2 separate regions of the Mus musculus genome follow, and region 2 is linked to region 1. A link is a contact called in ENCODE Hi-C or POLR2A ChIA-PET data. All regions are on one chromosome and are shown on one strand. The core of a region is the stretch at or near the end of the contact, and the rest is flanking DNA. Distances in the headings are between cores, read along the strand shown. Region 1 overlaps Gab1 (growth factor receptor bound protein 2-associated protein 1). Region 2 holds the start of Gab1 (growth factor receptor bound protein 2-associated protein 1).

Region 1 (7,289 bases), core at 3,582-6,081:
TTGGATCCCCAGATGCTATGTGGTAGAAGGAAGAACTGACTCCCACAAGATATTTTTTGAACTCAACAGGAGTGCGGTGGACTGCACACTATAGTACATGCCACCCTCCCCTACATCCAAAAACAAACAAACAAGCAAACAACAAGTTTAGGAAAACAAGAAGTTACAGGAAACAGATGTCAATGCAGAGACAACTCTTTCTAGAGGGATGGTTCAGTGATGTAGGTAGGCCCATTGGAGCAGAAATTTGTTCCCCTTAGCTGAATATACTAAGTTGGATGCAGAGTAAATACAACTTTAGGATACTTGACAGGGTAACTTCACACATCTTTGAGTTAACAAATCCTCCCACAGAGTTCCCTGATGTCAACGTGGAAGACATTTGTGCTAGACAGTGTCCACCTTCCCACCAGAGTACACTGCATTGAGTCCTGCCCTGCTTCCTGACAAGGCACCCATTATATGGATCGGCCTGGAGGTGAGAATGGAGGCTGTGGTGAGGGGCATGGTTCCTGGCAGACCTCGCTCCTGCAAAGCAGCCCTTTCTACAGCCACCTCCCTGTCCAAGCTTTGAACAACCACAACCAACATCTACCCCAAGAACAGCAGAGTCCAAGACACTTGACATCAGCTAAAGGGAAAACAAAAACTAAGGCCCCAGGAGTCAAGTTTCTCCCCTCTTCTCAAATGAGCTGTGTGGTCCTGCTCACGGGTTCCTCTTCTTGAAATCAATTTCTCTTCTCAGAAAGCAATTTAGCCATAAAACACAACAAATGTTTTGCCATGCTGATAGGAGCCCATAGTTTTTTTCGTTTCTTCAAAGCTAGAGCAAATCATCTTATTTTTTCTCCAAAACAAAACAAAACCCTGTGGATAACTACAAACTACAGCTGGCACAGGAGCAGGGGCTCCTCCCTTGCACTTGAAAATTACGAGTGAAGACTACAACGTGCACAGAGTGTAGAATACAAACGCCAGAAACCTTTAAGAGTTTAACATTGATTTGCCCACCCCAACCCGGCCAAGGGGCAGAGCAGATGGCAGGCCTCTCTATTCATTCTAACTTGGAGCCTGGCTTGGTGGCCAAAGCTGTCTTACGCCTAGGACTCATAAAAACCAAACCAAACCAAATCACATCCGGGCAGCACAGAAAGAGACCTGTGGACCACCATGGCATCCATAGACCTGCCCTCCAGCACACAGCACAGGCAGGCCACAGACATACACTTGCCACGACACCATGCAACATGGATGGAGGACTTGTCCAGGGGCCCACCAGCTGTGTGTCCAGTGTGCAGCACGAGCCACCACGATATGCAAGTATGTGGTGGTCAGATGAGAGAGAAAGAAGTGGAGCAGCTTGGGCATGATGAAGGAGATGGAACGAGAGACTGGAGGATGGAGAGGAGTAGCTTGTTGTGAGTGGCCAGCCCTGCCTGTCACTTGGGGCCATGGCGAGGTCCCAGCCTGAGCTGCCACTGAAGACCACGTGTGAGTCCATGCCTATGTAGTACAGGGGTCACTATCAATGTCTGTGGTTTGTATTACCACTAGAGAACTTGGAGATGTCTCTGGTCAAGGCAGTCACTGTACCTGCCCCCTCGCCAGTTGCAGCACTCAGGAGAGCAGGCTCGACAATTTGCCTGGGCAGCGCAGTAGGGCTGGATCAGGTTGAGGGGATCACGCGGATATCCAGGGGATGCCCTGCCTCTCATTGGGTGCACCACTCTGTAAAGCAGGCCCTGTGCTTCGCCTAGACAGAAGAGTAGAGCTGGTCCTGGCAGTGTGTGTGTGTGTGTGTGTCAGCCCTAAGGGCAGGAATATGGGAGAGCTGACCCCGTTACTCATCTGCCTTGGGATGGGACTGATGCAGAGGTGACGGCCCCTGTTCCTCGTCACCTCCAGCACTCAAGAAAGCTGCCCACAGGGTCATGACCTTGGGAGAGTTAGTGCTGCCCATCACCAGCTCCAACACTCAGATGAGTGAGCCCTACACCAGCACAGATGGACCTGGTTAAGGGGGCACTGGTGAGCCAGCCCTAAGGGTGTGAGAACAGGAGAGCTGGCCCAGCCCCTCAAGGTTACAGTACTTGGAGAGGGCCCTGAACCTGAACTGGGCAGCATCAGAGCTGGCTCTGAAGGGGTGGGTGCTGGGAGTGGTAACCTAGCCAGAGCTTGCTCTGGTGGTGTGGATAACAGAGAGCCGGTGGGCTGACTAGCTCAGCTATCCCCCAGGCCCACACCCAGGGCTCTGAACTGCCTTACCCCCAAATCTGTGTCATCTGTGAAAGGTTGGATGCATGGAAGGGCCAGTCCTGCTGTTCCAAAGCTGCAGGGTCTCCATGGCACAGGGCAACAACAGAATAACTGGGAGTTCTGGTGAGGATCCAGTATTGATGGTGTCCCAGAAGCCAGAGACCAGGAACATAGACCAGTGACTCATGTCAATGCACATTTGCAAGTGAAGATGTGTGGACAGAGGGCTACACTGTGGGACACACTGTGACACACTACAGCTTCCACAATGTGTGTGTGTGTATGTTTTGGGAGGACGTTGCAAAGGAGAAGGGTAGATATGAGGGGGTGGGGAGATTAGTGGGACTGGGGTGCAAAGAGAATCAATAAAAAGTTTAAAAAAAAACACCCAGAAAGAAAAATGAATTTGTTGTCTTTTAAGACCCTAGATCATGTTGGATCATGTTGGATATTAAAAAATAAAAACAGGGCTGGAGAGATGGCTCAGGGGTTAAGAGCACTGACTGCTCTTCCAAAGGTCCCGAGTTCAAATCCCAGCAACCACATGGTGGCTCACAACCATCCATAATGAGATCTGATGCCCTCTTCTGATGTGTCTGAAGACAGCTACAGTGTACTCATATATAATAATAAATAAATCTTTAAAAAAAAACAAAGTTAGTAGGAAGATCAACATGTGAATGCAGTTCTCAGTGTAAGACTAACACCCCACCCCCACCCCCCGCCACCCAAGAACCAGGCTAGTAGCACCAGAGGCGGTGTTCCACCATACATGCCTCTGTTGCCATAGGAAAAAGACCAGTTATTTGCAGATGTCAGTGTCTGTTAAATAATCTTAATTTTCTAAATCCGGCTGTTGATTTTCCTTCCCATCATGAAACTATTACTTAGCTATTACTTGCCAGTTATGAAAAAATGCTTTTACAGCAGTGGAGCACAAGCTTGCAGCACAAGCATGCAGGCCTGAGTTCCATCGCCAGCACCCGTGTGACAGACAAGCCTACTGTGGTAGTGTCTGCCTTCAACCCCAGTGACTCAGGTGCTTTCAGCCTCACCAAGGAAGGTTACTGCATACAACGGATGGATTGTTCTCTCCCTCCAACACAACTAATCTCTCATGAGCCAGGTTTCAATTTCTCATAATTATGGGAACCAGATTCCAAAGATCAAGTTTCATATTAAAAGAATCTGCTCTGATGTTAGATGAGAAATCCACACGGCAACAAATACATATCACTACAAATACTTATCAGTAGCTGGCGTAGAGAAGTGAAATTGCTCTACTACGGAGCTGACCTTGAGAAGTCTGAGCCACAGAAAGACTTTAGAGACGCTCTGCTGTGTGCTGTGTGCATGAGTGAGTGTACGCATGTGATGTGGACAGGAAAGAAGAACACAACTGTTGCAGAAAGTACACAGACTGAAAGAAAACAGAAAGAAAGGACATGGTGGAGGGGTGGCAGCTACCTTCAATCCCAGCACTCAGGAGGCAGAGGCAGGAGAATCTTTGTAAGACAGAGGTCAGCCTGGTCTACAAGGAGAGTTCCAGGACAGTCAGAGCTGTTATACAGAGAAACCCTGTCTCAAAAAACCGAACAAACAGACACCAGCCAAAAGTGAATATTCTTAACACATATAGATCATCTTTATGGAATATCACATACACTTTTTCTCCCTTTGCTTATTTATTTGTATTATTATTATTTTATTTTATTTATTTTTGGATTTTCAAGACATGGTTTGTCTGAGTAGCCCTGGCTGTACTGGAACTCACTTTATAGACCAGGATGGCCTCAGACTCAAAGATCCAACTGCCTCTGCTTCCCCAGGGATTAATGGTGTGTACCACTACTGCTTGGCATCACATAGATTTTTAAAGTGAAAGTATCTGGACTTTAAGTCTTTAACATGCTACTTTTATGCTATTTTCTTGATGTGCCATTATTCTTTTCTTTTTTTAAGGATTTTTTTTTAAAGTTAGAATAAAAATCTACTGTGTGGGTCAACAAGATGGCTCAGTGAGCAAAAGCCCCCAAACCTCAACCACGTCTGACTACCAGGGCCCACGGGCAGACAGAACTGAACCTCAAAACTGACTTCTGACCTGTGTGTCTGCAAGCATCCATGTACACACACACACACACACACACACACACACACACACACACTGACACACACACAAAACACACACAGATGTACATACACACACTCACATGCATGCACACACTCATACACATTCACACACACAGATGTACATACACACACTCACACACCACACACATGCGCGCACACACATATAACACACAAACACTCACACAGAGTAAGTAAAATACAATAAAATAAATTAGGAAGGCTAACCCACTCCGAAGTCAATAATCGGTTATGCCCCAAAATACAGTGAGAGGAAATAAAACAGCACCATACTGTTTGCTTCTAGGTTTTGCGTCGTGATAGCAGGGACATTTTCGGGTCTTGAAAGGGTGACACTGCTATTGGCTACTTGAAAATGTCATTGTGCTTTTGTCCACTGTGTCTAAAAATAAATTTGGTAACAGGACCGCGTGAGTCAAGGAAGACAGGCAAATGGATAAAGCAGTTCCAAAGGCGCAGAATCGCCGCGTCACATCTGGAAACGACCTTCGAGGCTGAGTTCCAGTCTTCTTTAAGTGAAAGCTAATCCTGACCTCTGCGGGGGACGGTCTTACTTATACATGTGTGAAGCACTCCTATACCATCATGCAGCCTGTGCTAGGCACACTACAAATATACTTGGCATAAACTAGCCCTGTGTGTTGGATGAAGGAGATTCACTTTAAAATGTAATAATTTATATTCTCAGAAGACAAGGCTTCTCTCATTCTGGTCCTTCAGCAAAGAAACAGCCCGTTGTTCATTTACACGAAAAGTGGTTAAAAAGCCGAACAGGAGACATGTGATTGATTAAGGTCCCCACTGACTGACAAGTTCTCTCACGGGCTTGGATGCAATGGATTCATCAGGGCTCAGAATGCATGTTCCCATAGAAACGATGTCTGTTATGGTTTATTGCAGCTGAGAGACACTAAACACCACACACACACACACACACACACACACACACACAAATGTTCCATGTAGAAACTACTCAGAGCTTCAGAGTGGGAACCACCTCAAATGCTCTCCAGATGAAAGACTCCTTCAAGTCAGAGCCTAAGGGATGCAAGGGCGAGGACAGAGAGCTGGTTCCATCTCTCCTTCTGATACTTGTTCATTCAAGATAGATATATAGATGTTAGATAGATAGATGATAGGCAGGCAGGCAGGCAGATTTACTTGTTTATTTATTGGTGGTGTTGGGGAAGGAGGAGCCTAGGGCCTCACATGGTCCACACAGGTTCTATCACAAAGCTAGCTACGAGCCCCACATTCTGAGTGCCTCCTATATGTCACATCCTCTGCTAGACTTGGTTTCTCTTTTTCTCTTTTTAAAGATTTACTTATTTGTTTGTTTGTTTGTTTAATGTGTGAGTGTACTATCTACATGTACATCTGCATGCCAGAGGAGGGCATCAGAACACATTACAGATGGTTGTAAGCTACCACATTGTTGCTGGGAATTGAACTCAAGACCTCTGGAAGAATATCTAGTGCTCTTAAGCACTGAGCTATCTCTCCAGACCAAGACATGGATTCTAACAGAGGGAAAAATACAAAAACAAAATCAAAACAAAAACAAACCAACTAACCCTTAAGGGTTAGAAAAAGAGGGGTGAGACCAGAGGGGTAATGCAGAGTAGAAAGAAAAAGGCACTCAGAAAAGCCAGTTAACAGGTCCCTCCACTGGGGTGAAGGGATATGGAGATCAGCAACAGATCACCAAAAGTAGACATGGGGAGGTTTAATTTTGAGTCCTTCCCCTTCTCCCACCTCTTTGAACAGATCTCCACAACAAGGAGCCTGGAGAAACACTCATCTGCACAGACGTGGGGCGGGGTGGGGGACAAGCAAACACTGGAGCTGCTCGCCGGATTTGAGGAAGGGCTCTTCGAGACCCTAGCACAATGGAGAGAAGCTGGAATCACAGGCCGAGGCTGTACCAAAAAGCCAGAAGAAAGTAGCACACCTCCTCAGCTCAGCTGACAAAGACGCCACTCTGGATACTCAACCTTCCGGTCATCCAAGTGCGCTTCACTTGGATGATCCAACCGCACCCGTGGCCTTCAAGAAGATGCTCACTCTTTTCTGCGCTATGATCGTACCTTGGCATTTCCCTGGGTGTGTGTATGTGTGGGTTGGGAGCTGGTTCTAGATTCAAGTCCCTTCCACAAGTGCCGGAGTATTTGCAAAAAGCCTACCCACATTCTCTCATCCTGCCTAAAGCCTCTTCGTGTTCATCCTAGTAACCAGTGACGTGTAAATACTGGATAAAGTACTAGAGCCTGTGCATATATAGCACACACGGAATGCTTTCCAAGTATTTTTACCAATGACTATTAGAATCTGAGAAATACAGCAGCCATGGGGACACGTATTCTTACCTACACCAAAGCACTGTATAGTTCTCTCCGGAAGGCTGATCAGAATAATCTAGCTAGCCACATTTGTATTTGTTTGTTTGTTTAGTTTTTTATTTATGGGTGTTTCACCTTCATGTCTGTATGTATACCATGTACGTGGCTGGTGGCCCTGGAAGCCTGCAGAGGTCGGGAGTTACAGGTGATGGTGAGTTGCTGTGTGGATGCTGGGGACCATGCATGGCTCCAGCCCAGAAGCCTGCACATTTAAATCCTCAGCCTTTGGGAGGTGGATTGCAATGATCCTGCAGGGTAACATCAGGAAAGGGGACGAAGCAGAGGTCAGACTGGATGGAAGTTACCACTGGCGAGTCAGAAGGGAGGTGGCAGAGTAGCCTCTGAATGTAAGAGCCCAGTTACTCTTACAGGAGGACTGCCTAAAGCAACGATGCAGCTGCAGCATGCGGCACGGGAAAACACCAAGAGTAGTCAAGATATTTGGGCCCCAAGGCCAAAGTGGCCACACTGAAAAACAACTAA
Region 2 (7,289 bases), core at 1,949-4,448, 35 kb after region 1:
ACACACACACACACACACACACACACACACACACACACAAACCACTAGTTTTCTACCAAGCAAGAAAACCCTTGGCTTCCCCCACCTCCTGCTTACTGAAACACAATTTAGGGACTGAGTTTTCTCCTGAAGGCATTTATAAAAACACCACCACTCAATGTAGACATGCAGATAAAAGCCACTTTGCATTCTGGCTGACTTTCTCTGCATTTACTTTAAGACTTTGTTGTTCCCCAAACTTTAAAAACTACTTAGGAGCAAAGGTTGGAGCACTGTGTATCCGATTGGTTCTTCTTCCTTGAGTTCTCAGCTAATTCACAGAAAGTCTAGACTGAAAAGACCTTAGACTTAATCTGAGCTTCACGTTTCGCAGACCCCCCTGAATTCAATCACTCTTCCCTGATTCAGAAGCTAACAGGTTTGGCATGATTGGGACTTTTGTGGGAGAACATTGCTGTGGTCATATAATGATACATATAAGTAAACATAATCATATTATTATTAATATCTTTATAAATAATCAGCTGTATTTGGTTTTTGTGCTTGTGTTTTCTATTTTTGAGACACGGTCCTGGCTAGCCTGGAATCTGCTATGGAGACCAGTTTGTCCACGGAGCCTCCCATTTCTGCCTCTGGAGTGCTGGGTGGTATTGGGCATATAATACCACCATATCTGTCCCTTATTAGTTGTCATTTTCCTTCCCTGCAAGGCTTTTCTCCTTACCTTGTGGCTGGTGCCTAGTACAGAACTCAGTATGTCTGGCAGGCCATAAGTAATGAAAGAATGCACCGGACTGCATGATCAGCAAATATATTGTACTTTAGTTTCCTCAAGAATCCTAAAACCGTCTTTCCTAAATAGTGCCTTACCTCTATCTCCTCACCCCTCATCGCCTCACCACAATCGTCTCTTTAGAACTAATTCTGAAGATGTCACTGCCACTCTCAAATTTCTGGAATCAAGTTGCCATCTTTACCAAGAAATCCAAGCAAACTGTGACAGATGGAGAGACATCTTTGGGGAACCTCTGACAATTTGTCAAATCACATCTTTCAATGAAATTACTTGGCTGTATTAAATTATACCAGAAGGTGAGCCCGAAACTCGCTGGTGAGCTCCGTGAAAATAAATATTGCCTGGTTTCACACAAGCAAGCGAGTAGTCCGATGATTCTTGGTGTAGACGCCCCTCCACCAGAAACAGGTTTCATCAAAACAGGTAGTAAACTCTAATTAAGTGGGTACACGTTTTGCTTTTGGGAAACACATTTCACCCTAAAAATACTTGTTTCAAATGCCGGTACAAAGTGTCATTTCTTTACTGACAGGGTACATCGCAAAATTAGCCAATCTGAAGGAAGACTTAGGACCCTAGATTCCCGATGAGGATATAGTTCCACTCAAGTATTATAGGCTCCTTCAAGATACAGTTTTCCTAACCGTGAACACAGTCATCTCACAATCAGCATCTTGAATCAATTACGCAAATACCAGTTAAGCCGTTCTGGTGCCCGGGAAAAGAAACGCCAGCATCAAGAAATCCCTGTTGGCTTCAGCTGTCCCCTCCTGCGGGGCTTGACAGCGCTTCTAAGGCGCCCAAACACCAGCCACCAGGCTCCCCCCAGCGCCCTCCTGCCGAATCAAACCGCCAGGGTTCTCAGGCCAAAATCCAGTGTCCTCAAAGCAAAACCATGAAAATGCTAAGCAGACGGCAGGGTTCATAAGAACTTTTTTCCCCTTTCCCTTGAGCGAATATTTTGAGAAGTTTGCCTATATTATCCACTTCTTGCGTCCACAGTTCACTTCCCTCCACCTCCTGGAGGCGCAAAGGAGAGCGGGCGCGGACCCAATCGAGAACCCATGAGTACTTACTACCTCCGCGGTTTCTCGGGGAGGGGAGATTTAACAGCTCCATGAGAATCTGATACAGATAATAAAAGAAGGCTCTTTCTCCCTGTTTCACTCCACCCTTGCTAAATGGAAATAACAACAACCAAAGTATGCAGCCAGTTTTGAGCTGGAAAACTGGGCTTCTCTAACAGGCAACGAGGCCTACAAGGGAGGCAGTCTGCAATATGGAGGGAGAAAGTTTGGCCGCCGAGTGGACGTCAGGGTGGGAGTGGACCGCACCCGGTCCGGAGCCCGCCGGCCGAGAGACGGATCGAGGAAAAGGAGGGCGGGATTCGTGGAAGAGCCAACCGGGCGCGCAGGCTGCTGCAGCGGGGCAGACGGTGACCTGACCTGTACTTACATAACGCTTCAACTTCTTCTCCGGGGGCGACTTGCGGAGCCATCCCGAGCAAACCACTTCGCCGCCGCTCATGGTGCACGCCGTGAGGACTCGAGGACCAGACACCAAAGGGGTCGGTGGACACAGTGGACGCGCTCCGTGCACGGCGGGCACGGCAGTCAAACGCAGCCCAGAGGACGTCTCAGATTCCCCCGACGGGGCGGCCCGGCTCCCCGCGCCCTGTGTCGGCGATCGAACCTCTCCCGCAGATTCGCGGACTGAAGAGGAACTCGATCGGGAACCGCGGGGACCAGGGCTCGCCGACCTTCTTTCAGTGCGCCCTCCTGGCCGCCAGGCGCGCCGTCCCGCCGCCTAGGCAGCGGTCGGGCTCCGCTGGGACTCTGTCCGGACAGGGAGCCCAGAACTGGAAGCCCTGCGCTCCGCCCCTTGGAAACGGGACCTCCCGCGGGTGCTCCCCGCTGCGGACCCCACGCTGCACGCGCACACACAATGCCCGCGCGCGGTGTCCGCTCCGCTCCGCTCCGCCCGTTGGCGCATTCACACTGAGAGGGGCTCGATCTTCTCTTTCCCTCTGCTCGGAAAAGGGCGCCTGGGAAGGCGTGCGGCGTCCGGGTGGCAGCCGGCACAGGGGCAGGTCCTGATCAGCCTAGGGAGTTCGCGGACCAGCAGCGAGGGTCAGGGCGTCGCCGGGCGTCGGGGAGGTCGCGGGTCCGCGGTGGGAGGGTGGGTCTGCGCTCCAGCCTCGGATGAGGGCGGGGATCAGCACAGGGACGAGGCGCAGGGCGGCTCTGCTTCGGGGAGGGACCCCTCTGTCCTGTCCCCTGCGCTCCTCCCCCACCCCGGGGGCGCGCGGCGGGTTCGGGGAGGCGCGGCCTGGGCCCCGGCCCTCCTCCTCCTAGCCTTTCTGCCTCCCCTTCCCACGATCGGTCGCCTCTAGCTTCAGCCCAGACTTTCTCTGAAACTCCTCCGGAGCGCTTCCAGCCAAAACAACAAGGGCTGGGGAGGCGGGGCCGGCGCTGGGAGGGAGCGAGATGGCAGAGGCACCCTGGGATCTGTAGTCAGCAGGCGCGCTGGGGTCCTCGCCGCCCCGCCGCCCCGGGCCCGCGCGCTATGGAAGGCGGCGGTCTCCGGGAACGCAGCGCCACCCCAGTGTGAGAGCGGGAGTGCCGGGCACTCTCGCCAGCTCCGACTGAGTTTGCCATCTTGACAACCCCCAGGGTCAGGAGTTTGTACTCGGCTGTGCCTTCGCGATCCAGAGTTTTCGGAAGGATTTCCCTACTTGACAGTCTGAAAAAATAACCCAGCCAGGAGGAGAACTCACTCAAGCGGGTCCTGGCTGCTCGAGAGACTGAAGGACTGCGTCTCCCGGACCAGGAGCGCGCTAGGACCCTCACTGTGCACCCAGAGACCAAGGGGGTGGGGGACCTCCTGGGTGCCTAGGGCCTGACCCAGGAGCTGTTCTACCGAGTGATGCTACCGCTTAGCCTCCACAAAGCGTTCAGCTGCGTGTATCTCTAAGACAGGATAAAGTCTCACACTGCTTCCACTCATGGGCTGTTTCTTCCAGTTGGCGTTGTGTTTGTTTAAAACCTGCGCTAGGATGTTGGACAGGAAAAGAAATCATTCTGGGTACCCTAATTCTATTTGCCTTTTTGTGTGTTTTACAGTTATTATATCTGGGCTGAGTTTGACACAGTCTTGTAACAGACTCTTCTTTACGGGTGTGTTTGAAACAAAGCCTTGGAACAAATTTTAGAAGGCAATATAATCAGACAAAAATTTTAAAGAGTTGGGCATGGTGATGCATGTCTTTAATTCCAGCGCTTGGGAGGCCGAGGCAGGCAGATTTCTGTGAGTTTAAGGCCAGTTTTGTCCACAAAGTGAGTTCTAAGGCGACCAGGACTACATAAAGAGGCCCTGTCTCAAAAAGGGAGTTTGTGTGAAAATACAAATAGATAAACAAGCATTTCTGAGAAGCATGAGTTTGGGGCTCTCCTAATAAATGTGTGTTCTGAGTCTGAAACCTTGGGGGTCGTAAAGAGGAAAAGGTGCTGGGAGCCCTGCCTGGCAGAACCCCTGTAATCCCAGGCCTGCCAAGGTAGGTAGGGGAGGGGGAGGGAAAGAAAGACTAGAGAGAGACATGGAGGCAGGAGTGAAGAAATTAAAGAAAGAAAAGAAAAGTAGATGCTAAGTTAATAATAAGACAAAAGCCCTTGCATATAAGAAGAGACAGTGCCCTTTGTTTTTGCCATAAAGTGCTTTTGAAATGGAAAAGTGTAATCTATCTTGTATTATTTAACTTTTGGAATTTCAAATAGAGCTTTTTTCCCAAATAAGTTTCACTTATTCCATTTCTATATACAAAAATCTACACCTGCAGTTAGAAACTTACACCTGCAACCCCAGCACTTGGGAAACTGAGGCAGGAGGATTATTGTGAGTTCTAGGTCAGCCTAAGCTTGATAGAGTATAAGAACCAATCTCCAAAAAAGAAGATGAATTTAAAGTGTTGCATTAAGACCTGGCAAATGGCTCTGGGTGAAGAACACTGGCTGCTCTTGCAGAGAATCTGGATTTTACTCTTAAACCTCTATGGTCCCAGAAGGTCAGCTATCCTTTTCCAGTCTCCATAGGTATCAGGCATGCACATGGATCACAGGCATACATGTAAGCAAAACACACATACACACATACACATAAAATGAATAATTTTTAAAAGTATTGCCTAAGATTTATGCTTGAGCCCATGAGATATGCCTCCACATATTGCACAAGCAGCAAAAGGAGACTGAGTGACACACCAGGCATAGCTTGAACATAGGAAATTTCAAAGCCCTCCCGCTCCAAACACGCACATACTTCCTCCAACAAGGCCACGCCTCCTAATAGTGCCACTCCTTATGGACTAAGCATTCAAACACATGAGTCTATGGGGACTATACATATTCAAACCACCACACATTATTATATAAAAAATTATATATTATATTTAAATTATACCACTTTCACATCATGTATTGAATCATATTTATGTATGTGCATTATAAGATTTGCAGTGTGATGGCGCATGCTTCTGATGTTAGCATGTAGATGGCTGAGGCAGTGTGAGAACCTCTCCAAAAAAAATAAATGAATAAATAAGTAAATAATTGGCATTCTGGGAAATGCTATTATATATAAATGGGCTGAGTTTTATTCCACAGCAAATGTTTACAGAATGTCTGATACTGGAATACCATAGTGAGGAAGGGTAGACACGTTCTCTCCTCCTCTATCTTGGAAAGAAAAAAATATTACAGGTAATTAACCTCCAAATGTCTATAATTTAGTTGATACATTTTATGGAAGAAAAATATATAAATATTTAGGCATATGTTGGAGAATTCACCCTTCAAGAGGGGAGGGGGAGTAGGTTGAGATTGACTCCTTTGAGCTAAAGACTTCACACAGAACTCTCAGGACCCATAGGTGCAGCATACAGCTTGGAGAAGCCACAGACAATGTAGATCCACAGGTGCTGGGGCTGCTAGGAGCTAGAAAAGAACTGGATACATTCGGCAACAAAGAGAGTGAGCACAGCATTAACCCTGGGTGAGAACCCCGAGGCAGCCAGAGAGGAACGCAGGTGCCTGCTTGGAGGGTGTTTTGTTTTGTCTTGAGACTTGTTCTTATGAATCCTCTGCTAGCCTTATCTTGGATGGCCTTGCGCTTTTGATCCTCCAGCCTTTGCCTCATTGGAGCTGGGATCACTAGGGAGCACCACCAAGCCCAATTTGAGAATCTTTCTGAATTTAGACCTCTTCCTTAAAGCATATGGCCCTAGCATCACATCAGTCAACTCTGAAAAGGTAGTGTTACTCCAGCTTCCAACTTTAACTGCACATCTCCTGCCTGATTTTCCGAGTCACCATATGACATCACTCTTGTTTCTAGATGGCTTTTCCAGTCTATGGATATGTCTGACTTTTTTGTAGAACATCAGACATCCCTTTTATTCTTCATGCTCACTTCTCTAAGCTGTGGTCCATGGCTTTGACAGTATGCTCATACCTCACAAGAGACCAATTCCAGTAGAACCTAGCTGTGCAGTTTTCCCCACCCAATGATGAGTTACAGACAGCATTCTAGAATGTTCAGTGAGTGATTTCAGATCCTTTCCTACCTCTTAGATCCTTCTACGATGGGATCTAAAGTTTAGACAGCACAGAGAGTCCTTTGAAAGAAAAAGTGTAGTTAGGGATGCAGCTCAGCTAGTAGGCTGTTTGACTGTCATGCATGAAGCCCTAGGTGTGATCACCAGCATCACATTAAAAACAGGCATCGGCAGCGGTGTAGTAGCAGCAGTAGTAGTAGTAGTAGTAGTAGTGTAGAAGTACATACCTGGTATCTGGCATTGAGAGATAGATGCAGAAAGATCAGAAGTTCATGGGTGGGGGATGGGGTTCAATGCTGGCCTGGAATACAGGAGACCCTGCCTCAAAAAGAAAGGAAAAGAAGGTATCCAAATACAATTAGTATGCGTATGTATTTACAATGAGGAAATAAGTCATCGAGAAATTACTGTAGCCTTCTTTCTAAGATTTCCAGATGGCATCTAGATTCTTCTCATGCATAAACTTCCTACTTACACCTTGGCATTCCCTCTCAACTTGTACACGCTACCCTTCCCTTGTGCAGGAACCCAGCCTTGTGCAAAAGCCTCATCAGTTTTGTAGATGTCTCCTGGTGTTCCAGTCCATTGACGCTGTTACAAAGAAATGCATCAGACTGGACAATTTGTAAGCACTAGGAATTCACATTTTAGACACCAGGAAATCCAAGACCATGGAGCCAGCAGGTCTGGTCTCCAATGAGGGCTTATTCCTCATAGGACGTGCCTTCAGTGACTTCATGAGATGGCAAAGGTCAAACTCCCTCAGGTGCCTTTATAAAGCATTAATTGGTGGCCTCCTGAAGGCTGGGACCATCGTCCTAGTGGACACAGCTTTCAGCATGTGGATTTTTGAGAGACACAGATGAATCTCAGATCCCTGCAAGC

The links. Hi-C counts contacts between places; a loop is a spot of excess contacts on that map. ChIA-PET counts read pairs that join two places held with the same protein, here RNA polymerase II (POLR2A).
Region 2: a loop to region 1 is called in a map of heart, with 1.9 times the contacts of the local background. The contact joins the promoter of Gab1 here to the enhancer-like site in region 1. A Hi-C loop is called at or near these places in 5 of 37 maps with a recorded cell type or tissue (adrenal gland and heart). POLR2A ChIA-PET finds 5 or more read pairs at or near these places in 4 of 5 experiments (Patski and embryonic stem cell).

What each region holds. Positions count from the first base shown.
Region 1 is chr8:80,840,645-80,847,933 of GRCm38, forward strand. The region is part of intron 1 of Gab1 (growth factor receptor bound protein 2-associated protein 1); the gene reads right to left. Among named protein-coding and RNA genes, the nearest start is that of Gm51580, 30 kb to the left of the region's middle. Within about 2 kb of position 4,832, at least 1 of the 3 ENCODE cell types and tissues checked has a DNase peak (open chromatin) inside an H3K27ac peak, as active enhancers do; it is heart, where a contact is called at or near this core.
Region 2 is chr8:80,877,281-80,884,569 of GRCm38, forward strand. It overlaps Gab1 (growth factor receptor bound protein 2-associated protein 1), which reads right to left and starts at 3,199. Exons shown (of 10, transcript NM_021356.2): 1 at 2,252-3,199. The coding sequence starts at 2,323.